Regions from separate parts of the Homo sapiens genome. Here region 2 is linked to region 1. Evidence: chromatin contacts called from ENCODE Hi-C data. All regions are on one chromosome and are shown on one strand. The core of a region is the stretch at or near the end of the contact, and the rest is flanking DNA. Distances in the headings are between cores, read along the strand shown.

Region 1 (3,514 bases), core at 79-2,578:
CAAGACTACAGCTTTCTCCAGATGTCCCAGAGTCTGCAGTGGTGCAAAAAAGAAACGGGCACTTGGTTACTTAAAAACACACATTTGGCTTAATTGGCTGTCCATTCAGCACAGCAATTTAAGCAAACACTTTGAAAGAAGTACTGTTCTTTTACTTCTTGAGCTTTCCACAAGACAGGTTATAAATGATTTCTTGCCTTCAGCTGGGAGCACCTACTCCAGTTTGCGGGAAACTCTGTACGGTATAGCACAAGTTTTAAGTCAGGAACTTATATTTACATTTATTCTTATATTTTCTGGGAGTCGCACCAGACTATTAACACGCCCTTGGAGAGCAGCAAAGAATGAAAATGTGCATCTTACTGTCAATTTCAGATGTTCAGGCAGTAAATCTTTCAGCTGAGCAATGCATTCATTAATTCGGTCTCTTCTTTTCTTTTCTATTAATCTGTGCGGTAATTTGTAGGTATCCTTAATATATGAGAGTCATGGAAAAGAGAAAACAGTAAGCGAAACATTCACTTATTGGATATTACCCTCGTCTGCCCCCCCCGCCCCCCCACCATAAAACATACTATGTGATAAACTACACCCAAGAAACCTCTTTCCTCTGGACTGTTCTGCAATGCAATTTAAATTCAGGTATGATGTTTAATATCCCCCTGAGAGTACCCAGCAAGCCACTTAAAATTCACAGTTGGGGAAGCTCAGGGGCTGGAATATATTTGCGGGCAGAGCTTCACTGTGAAATCAATGGCTCTAATTAACTACCCATGCAGGTTATGAGGAATATCGGGAACTTACACTTACCTTGGTGTCGTCTCGTTTCATGCTCCTTTTGGGTTTACACATATACAAAGAGGAATAGTCCAGTCTGCAAAACAGAAATCAGCATCAGGCACCCATTCGGGGAGGGGCTCTGCCCTCGCCAGCTCCATACCACTTTCTGGAGAAGAAAAAAATCAAACCAAAGCCTAGACAGATATTCGCAAGGGTGCGTGCACCTTACCCTATAAAATCTCTATGTTCCAGTAACTGTCTCTCTTGCAAATGAGGAATTCCTTCGTCCATGTTCAACTGCTGTTCGTTTCCTCTGTTTCGATTTTTGGGGCTCTGTACAATAATCTGTGGGACGGTAGGCTTGGGAGACCTTGGGGGGATCTGTGCGTCTCCAGTCTCTCTCTCGCTCTCCCTCTTCAGTGCAGTGTTGAAAGTGTGAAGCAGTTGGTCCCCCCCCTCCACCGCGCTCGCACACACACACGCACACACACGCACACTCGCGCCGGCCCCACTGCGCTGGTAGTTTGCTCTCACTCCAGGCAGTGTTTGGCCACAGGGCACGCGCGTCGCCGGCCAGACCAGCACCCAGCTCACGTGCGGAACGTACCATCCGCGGTCCAGCCCGGAGGGGGGCGGGGGAGGAGGGGCCGGGCCGGGCGGGGGCGTCGGGAGAAGGCGGCGAGAGAAGGCGAACGGCAGGAGGGGGCGGGGACACCTGATCAGGGCCACCGGAAAGGAAAAACAACTTCGGCCAAGCTATTCATCTTCCCAAAGGCGATGCAGTCGGCAGGAGGAGGGGGGAGTGGGGGTGCAGGGGTGCGGGGCAGCCTGAGCTTCCTTGGCTCCAAAATGCGACTCCCTGGGTTCGTCCGTTGTTACGGTGCAGGAATGTGAACGTGGCTTTTTGCTTTTCCACCGATTGTGCTGTTGGTTTGAACCATAGAAAGGAAGTGAAAAGAGAATTCGCGGTGGGTAAACTTGAGTCCCAAAGGAAATTTTGGAGACTTGTTTGCTCACTGATCAGTGGCCTGGAGGGACTCCTTGGCGCTGGGTGGAGAGGTTGCCTCGAGAAGAAGCAACTTGCAATCCGCTCCTTGAAGGATTTAAGATACATGAAAACGTTGTCACTGGGTCCGAATGTCGCAATCCAAGTGTCTTTCGGTGACACGGCGTCCCTGGGCCAACTAAACTTCCCCGCAGCAGCCGGAATTGCGGTGCCACTAATCACAGCAGCAGATGACGACGTTTGGGGCCGCGTGTGCTCCTGGAGGAACGCGGCGGGGAGCGAGCCGGGGTTGAGTGGGGGCTGGGAAGGGAGAAGGGGGTGGCACGAGAGGGGGTGGCACGAGAGGGGCTACCACAGAAAAGCTATGCAGCATTTATCACCCGCCCGCTCAACTCTGCCGCGTTCTGAGCCTCCGGTGACGCTACGTGCTTTCCCCATCCCCCCGCCCCCCCGCGCGATAAGAGACGCCCGGAGTGTGCAGAGCCCACGTTTACTACCGCTGGCACCTCCAAAGCCTCCCTCCTTAATCCGGTCTCAAACGGGTACCAGCACAGGGCCAGCAACGTGATCCGACCTGCCGCTGCTGCCACATCACTGCTCGGGGAACCCGTGCGCGCGCGCGCTCGCCCTGCAGCCGCGGCGCTCGGCGCCGGGAATCACAGGCCAGCAAGAGCCGGGTTACCTTTCCCCAGAGCCACCCTGGGAGCATGACTCACTGCTAGTGAGAGTTACCGGGAGGTGCCCGGGGATGCGCACTGCCCACGCCGCCCTGCCAGCCCAGGGGAAGGCATGTCCTGAGGGACTCCCAGGGGTGGGATGGAGGCTATATATATATTTCTCTAGATATACATAAAGACATAGAGAAAAAAACCAAGGTTTTTCCTGCACAGAGAGGGATATTTACATTCTCCCCGGGGTGATCTCTGAAACGTTGATTATTGCCGGTGATAAGTGAACCGAGGGGAGAAGAACGCCAAAGGTACATGCACCAGGGCGCAGCAGGGACTGGGGCGCCCGCTACGTGTCCCCCGGCCCGCCCCGCCGGGCACGGGTTCCGGGGACGGATCTGGGTCGCGGGAAGCGGCGGCTGGGAGGAGGTCACGTGTCTGCGGGAGTCGCGTCTCCTCCCCGACTCCAGGAGCAGCCCGGGCCGCGGCGGCCGCTCGCGCTGCTGCAGTCTCCGGAGTCCTGGGCGGAGACGCGCACTGCGTCTGGCTTCGTGACTCGGGCGGCGGCGGCGGCCCAGGATCACCCCGGCGTGAGGAGACGCTCGCGGTCCGTTCAGTTCATCTGTTTAGAGGGCCTTTTAAGGTCTCTCGACTTCCTCAAATAGAGGAACGTATTTTGCACCAAACAGGCAATTTAATCACGATGGTTCTTAATTTAAAAAGTATTTTTAAAATGCTGACTTTATTTTAAATCTCGGTCCGACCTCTCTCCTATTTCCAAAAGGTTAGGTAATTAAGACCCTTCGATGGGGAGGGCACGTTGGAGCCCTAAAAGCGACCTATTCCTGCAGTACTGTATCATTTTTACCTCTTTTTAATTGACTAAAAATGGGAATGCCGTTAGGTGAATAATTTAAAAATTAAAACACCAGGTCCCCTTCTAGATTTCTGAATGTTTGGAGTAGAAAGGGGATGTAAATATTTGCTCCAGAGCTAAATTTCACTTGAAAAGGATGACTGGTTAGGGAAAATGAAATAAAGACAAGATCATTGCATTTTG
Region 2 (3,312 bases), core at 798-3,297, 1.4 Mb after region 1:
AGAACGAAGCAGGGATCTGTGAGTAGACCTGTTTGACTACAGAGAGGGTTTCCTGGGAGCGAAGTGGGAGATAAGCTGGGAAAGGTAAGAAGCAGGATAAGAGAGAGTTTTAAATGGCTAGATAAGAATTGCAGGGAAAGGGGGACCTGATTTAGAGGGGAAGATGTTGATGACAAAACCAAACATTTTAGAAAACTCATCGGTAGTGAGTGGTACAGAGAAATAATTAGAACTGGGGGAAACTGGAGTCAGAAATTCAAGTCAGGAGTTTGGAATACTGCAGGTCTGACAAGCAACAAGATGGTAATTATATAAAGTAGGTCTGTGAGAGCAGTGGCCCAAGCCTGTGGATTTCTTGTAGCATTCTATTGTTTGAAAAAGTATAAATTATGGACACTCAATACTTGAGATATAGAAAGAAAATCAATGGCTTTGGAGTCAAATAGACCTCGGTTTCAATCCAAGTTCTAGCTGATTTGGAGAAATTTACTTACATAACTTTGCTGAGCCTTTGATTCCTTACGTTAAAATAGGGCTAGTAACACTCAATTTACAGGATGATTGAGAAGATTAAACAAGACACAATGCTGGATTCTGTGCATCCCTCTACAATTTTTGGCAGATCGGTAAATGTATGGCATGTCATCAATCAAAAAACAATGAGGCCTGGTGTGGTGGCTCACGCCTGTAATCCCAGCAGTTTGGGAGGCCGAAGAGGGTGGATCACCTGAGGTCAGGATTTCGAGACCAGTCTGGCCAATATGGCGGAAACCCCGTCTCTACTGAAAATACAAAAATCAGCCGGGTGTGGTGGTGGGCGCCTGTAGTCTCAGCTACTCGGAGGCTGAGGCAGTAGAATCACTTGAACCCAGGAGAAGGAGGTTGCAGTGAGCCAGATCATGCCACTGCACTCCAGCCTGGGTGGCAGAGTGACCTGTTTAAAAAAAGAAGAAAAAAAAGAGAAAGTTATTAATTCACTATATTTTTAGAAGATGGTGGGTTATATGCTACCTATATCTCATACAAATAAAGCTGCTTTTCACCATTCAGGTCTGCCTGTAAGCAGCATCTGCCTTGAAAGAACCATTTTCTGAGAATCTTTTTCTTCTGTCAGCCAAGGGGATTATACCGCATGATATCTGTCAAGGATAAACGTTAGTTAATTCTTAATTGAGAGCTCAGCCACTACAATTGGTTCCATTCTACAGTAATTATTCTCATGTGGTTTGTGGAACTCAATTGTGAGGTCCCTCCTTCCTCCACCCTTTTCAGTGTGTGCATTGAAACAGCAGCCTTAAGGTCTTTAAACGGGGAAATACATTTTTCTTGCTTCAGAGATTCAATTTTACTTGCCCGAGAAGCTTGTGTGGTGTGATTTTCATCGCTAAAAGCAACAGCAGCCACATGGCTGACAACACCACCACTTAACAATTCAAAGCTCGGTCACCGTTTTCAGGAGTCTCTTCCAAATCTTTCTGAAGTGCTTTTGAAGTTCTACATTCCCCGTCTAAGGGAACACCCAGCAGTCCCAGGATAAAAGGGCAGAAGGGTGAGCTGACGTTTTCCTTTATTTGCATGGCTTAAAGCTAGCCATTTTCTACACCACGCGCCGCCGGGCTTGTACATGCCCGTGTGCCTGTGACACCGAGGCAATTGTTTCTCCTTAAAAAGGGGGTTCGCGTGGGTTAGTTTCGTTTCTGATCTGGAATCTCAGTAACTACAACAAGAAAAGTTTAAAACTCGACCCGCCAGGTTCTTCCCCATCGGATTATCTCCGTTCCTTAGAGATAGCAGGAAGGGCAGCATTTTCTTCCATCCACCCACTTCCAGCCCTAGTCTGGCTCAGCGAGGAATGCATAAAATTAGTGGACTCCTCTGAGTGACGTTCCCCGGCTCCAATCAGCGGGCGCGCAGGCGCCCCCGGCCCCGCCCCACTGCTGACTCTCTTTGGCTGATTCCTGCAGGGAGGGAGGAGAGAAGGGCGGCAGTGGGAGGGGGAGGTACCTGGAACTGGGAGTGATGTCAGCTCCCAGCTCGGTGCCTGCCCGGATTCCTGACATGGTGTAGTGCAGGCAGGGTGGGGAAAGGACGGGGAAGGACTCGTGTGCTGCGAGCTGGCGGCCGGGCCGGAGTGCTGGGGCTTTGAACTCCGAGAGGAGGTGGACCAGAACTTTTGGAACTAGTGCCGGCGGCTCTCCACCCCCCAGGTAAGGGCGTTTTGCTCCACTCCCAGACGGGAGGGAAGTGGCACCGTTGTGTGGCTGCAGCTGGCTGTTGCAGCTGCTCCTCCTCTTCCCCGGGTCGATTTCCTTGTGCAACTCACTCCTGTTTCCCAATGGGAACGGGCACTTTTTGGGGGTGGTGGGGGTGGAGGGGTAGGGCTTAACTCCTGGGGCTTGGACCGAGCTTGTACGTGAAGAATACTCCAGGATTGGACGTTTAGGTCTTGTCTGTATCCTTAGACCCCCACACCCTAGGCTCCCGGTAATACCTGAGAACCCCAACCAGAGGGGCGTGTGTGTCTCTCTGTCTGTGTGTATTGAGGCATTTAAAAATGCCACAAAAAATTATGGATCATCGACTCAAAAATTATGCTCGTTGAAAAGAAAAAAAAAGTTTTGTATTTTTTTGTCTCCTTGTGGCCTATTATATATTAAAAGAATATCAATGTTAGTCTTATATATCAATGTAAAATATCCTTTTGTGTAATCCAGTCAGGATGTGAGAAATTCACTTGGGGTGTTTATTAATTATGAGCTTGCGGGAAAACTCGTCTCTTGGGGGCACACTTCTAAAACTGCAACTAGTATTCACTCATTTTAACCGAGAAATCCCTTCAGCTGCCAGCTTTATATCTGGAGAGGTTAGGATGGCTGCTGAGAATCTTCAGATCTGTTTCCTGTGGCTGCTTGAGGGGCGAGCTGGTAGTTGTGTTTTCAGGGATCTTTTTTAGAGAAGGGAGTTTTAACAGGGAAACGCGGTGGAAGGCGTGGCATATAAACTCTTAATTATAGGGACGTGAAGTTTTCAACATGTGGGACCAAAACAAATCCTTGCTTTCAGTAAGAACTGCGGAGAGCAATAGAAAAAGAACTTGATTTCAAAGTCCAAGTTTGGTATTTTGAGAAAGCAATTGCGGGAGGAAAAAGATACTTTTAAGAAGTGAAAGAATAGAATTCTGATTTTTGTTTATTTCCTATTTCAAACCCTGTCTTTTTCCTATGTGGAGATTTTGTGTGCCCAGGTCACTAACTGGGTGTGATTGACTTTCTCGAGGGGGCGGGGAAATTGACTCCATACACCGATTCAGGA

The links. A loop is a pair of places that touch in the nucleus more often than their neighbours do. Pooled maps may share reads with other maps.
Region 2: a loop to region 1 is called in a pooled map, with 3 times the contacts of the local background. The contact joins the promoter of PPFIBP1 here to the promoter of BHLHE41 in region 1. A Hi-C loop is called at or near these places in 2 of 168 maps with a recorded cell type or tissue (CD4-positive, alpha-beta T cell and naive thymus-derived CD4-positive, alpha-beta T cell) and 8 of 50 pooled maps.

Annotation. Positions count from the first base shown.
Region 1 is chr12:26,123,709-26,127,222 of GRCh38, forward strand. It overlaps BHLHE41 (basic helix-loop-helix family member e41), which reads right to left and starts at 1,329. Exons shown (of 5, transcript NM_030762.3): 1 at 1,010-1,329; 2 at 811-874; 3 at 364-471; 4 at 1-33. The coding sequence starts at 1,071. It also overlaps a transcript of SSPN not described here. RefSeq lists a silencer at 2,741-2,910.
Region 2 is chr12:27,522,159-27,525,470 of GRCh38, forward strand. PPFIBP1 (PPFIB scaffold protein 1) reads left to right here and starts at 2,048. Exons shown (of 30, transcript NM_003622.4): 1 at 2,048-2,207. RefSeq lists enhancers at 865-1,466, 1,364-1,823, 2,070-2,670.